2 separate regions of the Homo sapiens genome follow, and region 2 is linked to region 1. Evidence: chromatin contacts called from ENCODE Hi-C or POLR2A ChIA-PET data. All regions are on one chromosome and are shown on one strand. Each heading gives the region's core, a stretch centred on a gene start or an enhancer-like site at or near the end of the contact. The rest is flanking DNA. Distances are from core to core; before and after follow the strand shown.

Region 1 (5,080 bases), core at 1,275-3,774:
TGAGATACTTTTTCCAAAAAAAAAAAAAAAAAAAGATCCTTTCTCTCTCACCCTGTTTTAGCATCATACACAATCACACTTTTGTCAGAGTTAGATTGGTAATTTTTTTTGAGACAGTGTCTCACTCTGTCACCCAGGCTGGAGTGTACAGTCTGCATGATGGCATCATCACAGCTCATGCAGCCTCAACCTCTCAGGCTCAAGTGATCCTTTCACCTCAGCCTCCCGAGTAGTTGGGACTACAGGCGCATGCCACCATGCCCAGCTAATTATTGTATTTTTGGTAGAGACCAGGTTTTGCCATGTTGCCCAGGCTGGTCTTGAACTTCTGGGCTCAAGTGATCCTCCCACCTTTGCCTCCCAAAATGCTGGGATTACAGGCCTATGGTAAAATTGATTTTGTTATATGTCCTTGTAGGTTTTTTTTATTGTTGTTTGTTTGTTTTGAGAACGAGTCCCGTTCTGTTGCCCAGGCTGGACTGCAGTAGCGTGATCTCCGCTCACTGCAGCCTCTGCCTCCCGGGTTCCAGCCATTCTCCCCGCTTAGCCTCCCGAGTAGCTGGGATTACAAGTGCCCACCACCACGCCAGGTTAATTTTTGTATCTTCAGTAGAGAGGGGTTTCACCATGTGGCCAGGCTGGTCTCGAACTCCTGACCTCAAGTGATCTGCCTGCCTCGGCCTCCCAAAGTGCTGGGATTAAAGGCATGAACCACCATGCCTGGCCTATCCTTGTGTTTAAAGTCGCAGTTTCCAAGATCCTCTCCATGACCATGTTAAGTGAGGATTTACTGTATTTGCATATACTGTATTTGTAAACTTCCCGTTACTTTCATCTCTAGATTGCTTATAATACCTTATACGATGTAAACTTTAAATCATCTCTACATTGCTTATAATGCCTTATACAATGTAAATGCTATGTAAATATACTGCATTGCGTTTTATTTTGTATTATTTTTATTGTTGTTGTTGTTTTTTAATGTTTTCCACCCAGGGCTGGTTGAAACTGAGGATGGGGAACCCAGGATACAGAGGGCCCACTGCACATCATATATCATACATAGTACATTATATATGTATTATATATGTATATAAAATGGCTTGATATTATTCATTTATGTAATGAATAAAAACTTAGGTCTGAAAATCATCCAAAATAATTCTGGTACATCTAAACATTGAGTTGTTGCGTTTTTCTTTATTGGAGGGGGAGTTAGAATAAGTGGTGCTTTGAGGTTAGCCATAGTCCATCGTGGATGAACATTTGCTAAAGAAAATTGTTATTAATTCAATAAATCATTTATCTACCTCTTGGTGGCACAAAGGGCCTAGTAAATTTTGGTGGGCTATTTGCTCTTAAGCAAAGAACAATCTGTAAAGCTGATTTGGAGGACGCTTGGGAACAAACGAGAGGCAACCACGTGAAAGGCAACGTGCATGTGACTTTCACAGAAAATACTATTTGATGATGATTTAGTACGTGAAGTGCAGCTAGGGTAAAAGGAAAATCTGAGTGTTGCAGATCAAGGGCACCAGGTGGGACGCAGTTGGCATGCAAGCTCAGCCAGCCAAAACATGCGCTGTCAAACCAATCACTTGGGATTACAATGTTTTGGTTTTCAGGAAAGGTTGCTTGTTGAAGCAGCCAAATTCCAGCCTGGAGAGACAGAGTTGAAATTTTAAGGAGACTTTCCCAAGAAGTATTTCGATATCTTTTCCGACACCCTGAGAAGATCACGAGGCGCCAAGAATGCACGCCCTGCGCCTCACCCCAACCCCTCTCTCAGCTACCTGGCCCCAAAACCAGGCCTCTAAAATGGATTAGAGAGGTCTGGGGCCTAAAATTGGCCTCGGAAGCGTTCTTTTTCCCTCTTTTCTCCACCCCTTCCAGAGTTCAAAACTGGGTGTGCCCTCCCTTTTCCGAACGCAGCCCCCATCCGAAGGGCGGATCCTGATTCCCGCGGGCTCAGGCCCCCGCAGGTTGGCGGGAGCCGGTGGGGGCGGGCCGGCCGAGTCCGGGGGAAGCAAAGAGAACGCTGCCGCGCGCCCCGATCAAACTCGCGCCGCCACCAGCTCACGAGCTGCGCCCCACCCTCTCCGTCACCGAAGAGGCCCAGCCAATGAGCGGGCGAGAAAGGCCGGGCCTGCGAACTAGGCACCGGGAGGGAGAGGGCCGCAGGGGGAAGGGAAGTCGAGAGCTCGAGGGCGGGCTGCTCTTGATTGACAGCTCGTTCGAACGAATCCTCCACGCGGCTTTCCTTCGCTCTCTTTTCTACTCATCCCTGCTCTTCGTCCCACCTCCTCCTCCTCCACCCCTCTCCTCTTGCCTTTCGACCCTCCCCACTTCCCCTCCCCCACTCTGCGGGCAAATCGCTGCTGAAAAGAGGTAGGGGCCGAAGCGGCGGGCTCGTGTGGAGCCGTGAGGCGGGATTGACTGGCGCTCGGGCCAATGAGAGATAGGCTCATGGCGCGGCTGTAGCTGGAACTGACCAATAGGAGGGCGGGCTGGGGGCGGAGGCCCAGGTTCCAAACGCTCCGCGGCGCCATGGGCTGAAAACTCAACCGAGATGGAATCTCCCAGTCTGAACCGGTTTCAACCGGTTCCGAGTTTGAGGCACTAGGAGGAGGGGGAGAAGCGGCTGCAGCGGCCGCGGCAGGAGCAGCGGGAGCTACAGCATCAGCAAGAGCAACAGTAGCTACAGCCCCGGCGGCGGTGCCTGTTCCAGTCTTTGCTGCTGCAGTCCGTGCAACCACCCAGAGGGGGAGGGGGGAACCACCAGTCGCTGAGGAACAAGAGAAGGGGGGAAAGTTTAGGCGAGCCTTGGGGGGGGGGGGGCCAGCGCCGGAGCCGCGTGAGAGAGGGAGCCGTGTTTTGGTAGGGGGGAGTCGGACTGCAACTGGCAGCAGAGCGTCTCCCCGGCCGTGTGGACTCTACACCCCCTACTCCTGCCGCTTCTGCTGCTGCCTGTGGCTGGAGGGTCCCCCTGGGGCTGAATCTTTGGGACTTGACCCCGTTCCCTCCCCCTTCCCTCACTCCCCAGCCGGGCGGGAGCATTTATTCCCCAGATTAATTCCCCTTTTGGGGGGGGGCGGGTGTGTGTGTGTGTGTGTGTGTGTGTGTGTGTTGGGGGAAGCGTCCCTGAAATAGTAAATATTATTGAGCTCTTTTTGCCCTTTTCCTGTCCGTTTTTTTAATTTCCTTTTTTGAGGTGGGAAAACTGAAACCCACCTTGATTCGTCCCCTCTCCCCCCTCCCCACCTTCCCTCGCCCTAATCCCCCAACGAGGAAGGAAGGAGCAGTTGGTTCAATCTCTGGGTAAGTCGACTGTGTCTTCGGGGCCGAGGGTCGGGCGGCGGCGCGGCCGGGCGGGCGGGAGGAGGCCGGCGTGGGGCGCGGCGGCGGCGGCCGCGGGAAGCGAGCCCGGGAGGCGGCGGGCGGGCCGGGGGCGCGGCGGGCCCACAGCGGAGCCTGCGATTGAATGGAGCCGCTTTTGCCGCTGGGGGATGGAGGCGGGGAGGCGGCCTCGGGAGGGGAGCGCTTGCTGGGTCATTCGCGTGTGCGGGTGGCGGTGGAGGAAGGCGAGGAGTGTGATAGTGAAGCGGGGCCCCGCGCGGGGTGGGAGGGGTTCCCCAGCCCCTGGGGCTGGGGAGAAGTTGGGGTGATTTCAGGAACATCTCTGTAAATTATTAGGAGTGGAAGTTTCCAGAAATATTTAGTGCAGCAGCATTGAAACGTCCGCCTGCATCACGTGGCCCCCTCGGTGGAGAGCTTGGGATGGGGGAGGGAGGGGCTGCCGACTCCCTGTTCCTCCAGCAAGGAAACTCGAAAGCTCTCCGGTTTTGCAGAGTGGCATGTGAAGTAGGAAAGATCAGTTTTTCAGGGGCCTGCACATGGGATTCCGTCTTGTAGTTCCTTTTCAGGGGTTTGAATGTGATAAGTTGGTTAAACCATTTACTGTTGGCCTTGTACAGTGGAGGATGCCCTGATTCTCCTTCATTCCGATGTCTGTGAGTTTGGGTTGGGTGGGAGGAAGTGGTGTAGTAGAGGAAGCATTCAGTACTGGCTCAGCCCGGACCTCCTCTGATCACGCCGAGGCCATGCTGCATAGAGAAAGGGGCGGTGAACTTAAGGCGCCTGGTCTAAATGCCTCCTCCGAGTAAGGGCGGGGTGAGTGCGTGCTCCTGTGTGCTATAGTTAGAAGGGCTGCAAATCGGTTCGGGTGGGAAGCGAGGGGAGGGCGGGCCCTAATGAGGTGTGTTTTTCCTGAATGAAGCGGGCGATTGCCCACACAACCTAAGGAGCAGTCTTTCGCCTTGTAGCGACTTGTTTTTCACCTAGTGTGAAGTTATTAAGCAACGGTTATGATTTTCTGGGTTTTGTTTAGGAATTGGCATTGGGTGTCACTTGTAGAGTCACATTATCCATTAAGCTGGATAATCCCTAGTGTATGTTATCCAGTGAGTGGATTTTAGGATTGAAGAGCCCAATGGGAATGAGCGTTCGTGGTTACACCTCTCGCACTATGGCTTGTTTGCTGTCTGATTGTATATCTTAAGTGTGGGACACTGCTGTTAGTGGAAAGAATGTTTTGGAAGCGGTTTGATTTGGGGGACTAAATGTGCTTGGCATTGACCACAAAGCCGCCATTTCTGTACTATGTACAGTTCAGGAATAGGTAGGTGATTTCGAAGATAGCCGCTAGTTCTAAGGATGGCAAACTACTGTATTTAAATCCTTCTATTCTAAATCTCGTTTTTCACATCAGTCTAGTTCGGAGAATTTTATAAGAACAGTGTATTTGAAAATGAAACTTGTAAGAGTCATTTTCTTAATCCTTTTTTGTTTTAGCATTCAACTATGGTAGTAAATAGGTGAAAAGTTTGTTCAATATTTAACCGAAATATTTGAAAACTTTTGATACATGGATCTTGGTGCTTTGTGGACATTGCTTTTAAGCCTCAAATAATTAAGATTGTTCTGATCTTTTAAATTTTATGGTACTTGAAGGTGGAGGAGAGTTTACACATTCATTTGTGGAATATATATTTCCTCTCAGTATTTAGATCTTAAGGTTTTT
Region 2 (5,080 bases), core at 813-3,312, 8.5 Mb before region 1:
GAGGTGGGGGTGGGGGAACTGGTTAGATGGAGAGGACGCTCTGCCATTTAGAGGTCCTACTGAGTGGGCACACCTTTTCCCCTCGAGAAAACCTTGTTTCTACCAGAGAAATGGGCAGAGGCCTCTCTCTGGAACTTGAACCTCTCTGTCCCTGGAAACATCCCAAAGCAGGCCCAGCCTGCCATGTTCCTTTGTTGGGGCACAGAGGGAATGGAATCTTACCGATAAGGTGAGAAGAGCTTGAGAGAATACCAAGGACGGGCCCACCCTTCTCCCTCCTCCCTCCAAACACCTCAGGCTAAAAGGGGAGGGAAAAAAAAGGCACCAACAAAGAGTTTAAGACAGCAATTCCCAGCTTTTTCAAATATGAAGCATTTTTTAACCAATCCGTTTTTTAATTCTTAAATTCTTGACATTACAGAACTAAACTGAAATTTATTAACATTCCACTCTTACATTTCTTATCGACAAACAGAAATAAAATTCATGAGCCAAAAAACCCAAAACAAAACTAAAAACAGGGAAAAGCTTATAAAACTAAATATGGATCCCAGCATTAACAGCTGAACAGAGAATGTGATTTTTAAATTCTTAGCGGATGATAAAGTTGTGTAGAAACTGAACACTTACAAATTATTTAAAACCTGGAATCACTGACCAGAAATTACACAGTTGGATCATGGGAGAACAGCAGAAAGGGGTTATTGAGGGAACCTACACTGTTCTAGCTGCACCCCATGCCCTTCTCAGAGGAAAGCCTGGCATTGATTAGATACTGGGCCAGACTAATACTGGCAGCAGAGCCAGTGATAGTAACCTGCCTACCAGAGGAGCCTTCCACTGGGTTGGCAATTTTGATCTGGGCCCCGGACATCTGGCGGATCTCATTAATGTTGGCGCCTTGGCGCCCGATTATGCAGCCAATTAAGTTATTTGGAATGGTGAGTTCATGGGTGGTTTGAGTAGATGCATCCAAACTTGCCCAATAGCCTTTCACCTCTGGAGAGCTGGAGTCAATTCCGGCGAATCCGGTCCCGCCGTGCATCATGGCAAAGTGAGACTGTTGTCTTGCCACCTGGTTCAGCTTGGCCAGATCGAGCGGAGAAATGGTGTGTTGTCCTTGAATCGAGTAGGCATCTAGAGGTGGTCCCTCCAGGTCATGGGTGGCATGGGGGTAGCCCGCAGCGTCGCTGCACCGATCTTGGCCGCCCGCGCAGATGACTGGGGAGCTGGCCGGCATGGGCTGGTACGGAATGGTCATGACTCTCCCTTGCGGAGACTGGGAGAGCGTCTCCAGCATGACCAGGCAAATCTGCTTGACACACTCGGTGACAGACTGCGGCACGCCAGCGATGGTGATGGCCCGCTCGGTGGAGTTGGGCAGCATATCCCCCGCCACCTGGACCTGCGCCCCCGTACTCTCGCGGATCTCTTTGATCTTACACCCGCCTTTCCCAATCAGGGAGCCGCACTGGGTGGCCGGCACCACCAGCCTCAGGGTGACCGGGGGCCTGCTGGCCGCGGTACTGTTGGTCATGGAGCTGTTGATATCTTCCTCCAGCTTGTCGATGATCATAGCGAAAGCCTTAAAGATGGCATTGGTGGGGCCGGTCAGAGTGATGATTCTCTCCGGACAATTCCCCTCCGAGATGTTGATCCGCGCGCCACTCTCCTCGCGGATCCTCTTAACCGACTCCCCTTTCTTCCCAATGATGCTTCCTACTTCCTTTCCGTGCATAAGAAGCCGAATGGTGAGAGTCACATTTAGTCCACTTTCAGTCACACCGGCATCCATGGCGAGCGGCGGGCGGCGTTCGGGGGAGTTGGGCTCGTTACGTGGTCAAGTCTTTGGCGGCTGGCGGGGGGAGGGGAGGTGTAGGCCCAAAACTGCCGGCGCGAGGCGAGCGAGGGCCGCGGGAGCGAGCGGGAGCGGGCGGGAGGCCGCAGCGTAGTCGCAGGGGCGGGCGGCGGCGGCGGAGGGGGCGAGCGGGGCCGGGAGCGGCGGGCGGGCGGGTGGGCGAGGGCGCGGCGGTGGCGACTCCGGCGGCAGCCTCGGCGGTCTGGGCGGGGCGGGAAGCCCGCTTTCAACCCCGCGTACCCTCTGACCCCGGAAGTGCTTGCTGCGCAGGACCCCTTGAAAAAAAATGAGGACCCGTCTTTTTTAGGTCACAAGATTGCGCCAACCCTTACATGGTCCTTAAAAAAAAAACCTTCTGACACTGCAGTAGTGAAAATGAAGCGCACGATGGGCGGAAGCTGTGAGTCCGGCAAAGTTTTAAAATGATGACGTATTTTATTAACTCTAACGGCACTGGCGGGTGACTGAAAATACTAGTGCTGTGTATGCGGGATAGACATTATTTTCCTGCCCTACATGAGGGGCTCGTGCGCGGAACGACATGGGCAGCCCCGGCGGAAACTGCAGGCACAAGCCGGGACGCCGCGGGTTTAAAACATGCGCGTGAGGTGACCAGAGCGCGTGCGCGAGGGTGTGGGGGGATGGGAGGGGCAGCAGCCCTCTTCCGGGGGGGAGGGGCGGCGAGGCGAGGCCTGCGGAGCGGGTGCGCGCGGGCGGGCACGTGGGGCCCTTTCGTCCCCGGCGTCCGGGCGCCCTGCATGGATCCCCCACCCCAGCTCCTGCTCCCCGGCGGCGGCCGGTGGGCAGAAAGACCGAAACCCACTCACGGCCGCCTGCCGAATCGCGGCTCTGCTGTTTGTGGGGCGTGCTAGAAACGTGGTCCTAAAAAGAATGGCGTCCATTTACATAATGCTTTGTTTGCGTTTCGCAAGTTTCTTTCGGTTAAAGCCACAGAAACCCCACCTCCTGCCCTTGTGTCGTTTCCACCGCGGCACCCTTTTCCGACATTAGAAACAATAGTGTACGCCTGTGGAGGCCTCGTTTGTTCAGGGGCTGCCGGCCAGGGCTTCAGGACGTTTCTGCGGCTTTCCCCGCGCGGCCTGGGCTCCCGCGGCTGCTTTTCGGGCCCATGGGCGCAGCCACTGCGCCAGGCTCAAGGGGGGCGGCCCCGTCAGGGCCCGCCATCTTGGAAGGCCTTTTTTGCCGGTTCTTCCCGCTGAGGAAGTGTCGCTCAAGACGCTGGCCTATGAGTTGTGATTTCTGCCTTTTCCCCTTCCTCCTTGGGCTAAGCCAGACCAGAAAGGGCCCCGTGCGCAACGTGCTTCACAATCTCTCAGGGAAAGCGGCTAACGTGGCGCTACTCCGCCTCCCCTGTTCCTTACCCTTGGGGCGGCCGCCATGTTTCCTGAACACAAAATGGCGACACGTGGTTAGCATTCGTCGCCAACGAGAAATTGGGGTCGGCCCGAAAGCTCTAGAATGCACCCCTCTTCCTCCCCGGGGCCTTCCACCTCCGCGAGTTTTATGACTTAAAAAAGCCCACAGGCTGGTCTGAAGGTCGGAGGCCTAATTTTAACGCGTTTTCCTCCCTTTAATTTGAAACGGGAACGCGAATGACTGTAAAATGTGGGCACAATATTTAATCTCTCGCCTTTTTAAAGCTTAATAGTGGATAATAGGGGGGCAGTATCAAGGGATAATTTGGGTCCCCACAGTACCAAAGCATTTAGAAACCTCTGTTTAATTTAAGGAATGAGATAAGTTACTGCTTTTCTAGACTTCCTAGCATGGGCTGTTGTGCTGGAGAGAACGAGAGCTACGAAGAGACTACAGTGCCTCTGACTTTTTCATAGGACAGTTGGCCGGTGAATCTTATTAATAGTTTACCACAATTAAGTGTTCATTTTTAGTCTAGAAGGGACAGGCGTTTATTGTGCATTGGCCAGTGCCAGCACATCCGATGCAAGGCAGTTCACCGTATTCTATCTTTAATTTTTACCATGGTCCTCTGAGGTAGGTGTTCTTATCTCTCTCTCTCTCTCTCTCTTTTAAACAGAGGAAGACAAACATAAAGATGAAGTGCTTAATTCAAGGTCACACAATGTCGGGGATGGACCTCCAGATTTCCTTACTGGTGAGCACATTTTCCAGGTTTTTCTGTAAATCAGGGTTTTGGAATTTAAATACTATTTAAAACGTTTAGGTGAGCTTGTCATTTAAATGAGCCCTTCAGGTAATCTTTTGTTGTGCAGTCAGCCCCTTTTTGTATCAGGCAGCTCCCAGCTTTTCCTGATAAGAGCTACACCTGTAACGGGCGGGCGGGCTGAAATGCTGTCTTATGCAGTGTCTGGTGAGGATAGGGAGGGGGAAGTGATTCAGCCTGCCCAGAGGCTCAGGTGTCTGTCGGTCTGGCCCTGTCTGTGGCACATTTGAGCCTACCTGCCTCTGGGGGAGCAAATGGTTTTTTGTATGACTGACTTGCTTCCGTCAGCTCCCCATGGGCTTGACTCTTGCCTCCCCCACCCCAGCACCCCAACCAGGTAAAAATAAATTCGCTCTGGCACCAAGCCTCCATTTCTCTGCAGAGATTGACAGAGCATGACAGAGTGTTAGGTCAGTCTGTGGACTCTTCAGTTCAATGCAACACGTAGCTAGTGGGCCAAGCAACAAACTGGTGCCTGAGCAGGGCTCTGATTGTGTGTGGATATGAGAGACAAAGAGAAGGGCTTTTTGCCTTTAACTTATGTTACTATCAGATATATTTTCCAAAGTGGTTTCATGTTAGTTTATATAACTCTACGAACATTTAATAGGTACATAACAGCAACGATGACAGTTACAGCACTAGGTGCTTACTGTGTGCTGGGCATTGTTCTAAGCCTTATTTTATGTATTCAGTGTCTCACATTTTTAAAAAAACCACTAAGAAACAAATTTTACATTATGATTTAAGACATTTATGCACACATATGTAACAAAATTTTTGCAAAACAATATTTGTTACTACATGCAGTATATGTACTTGGGTAATTTCTATTCTTTATATATAAAAAGGACACATTATAAAGTGATTAAAAACCCATTAATAAGTTGTGACCGCTTATACACATTTAATCCTCACAAAACCTCCTGAAATGGGTGGTGATATTAGGTCAGTTTTACAGAGGTACAGATTAGTGAAGGAATTTATCCAAGGTCACACAGCTATTAAGTGGTAAAGCA

What was found. Hi-C counts contacts between places; a loop is a spot of excess contacts on that map. ChIA-PET counts read pairs that join two places held with the same protein, here RNA polymerase II (POLR2A). Pooled maps may share reads with other maps.
Region 2: a loop to region 1 is called in a pooled map, with 7 times the contacts of the local background. The contact joins the promoter of PCBP1 here to the promoter of XPO1 in region 1. A Hi-C loop is called at or near these places in 3 of 50 pooled maps. POLR2A ChIA-PET finds 5 or more read pairs at or near these places in 2 of 52 experiments (GM10248 and GM12878).

Annotation. Positions count from the first base shown.
Region 1 is chr2:61,535,800-61,540,879 of GRCh38, reverse strand. XPO1 (exportin 1) reads left to right here and starts at 2,524. Exons shown (of 25, transcript NM_003400.4): 1 at 2,524-3,318. RefSeq lists enhancers at 1,182-1,971, 2,540-2,799, 3,894-3,953, 4,674-4,733 and a silencer at 1,910-2,049.
Region 2 is chr2:70,084,459-70,089,538 of GRCh38, reverse strand. PCBP1 (poly(rC) binding protein 1) reads right to left here and starts at 2,062. Exons shown (of 1, transcript NM_006196.4): 1 at 336-2,062. The coding sequence starts at 1,795. The coding sequence ends at 725. It overlaps PCBP1-AS1 (PCBP1 antisense RNA 1), which reads left to right and starts at 2,524. Exons shown (of 11, transcript NR_033872.1): 1 at 2,524-2,561; 2 at 3,915-3,992. It also overlaps a transcript of ASPRV1 not described here. RefSeq lists enhancers at 758-924, 996-1,640, 2,846-3,055, 3,096-3,185, 3,326-3,465 and silencers at 1,976-2,035, 2,486-2,635.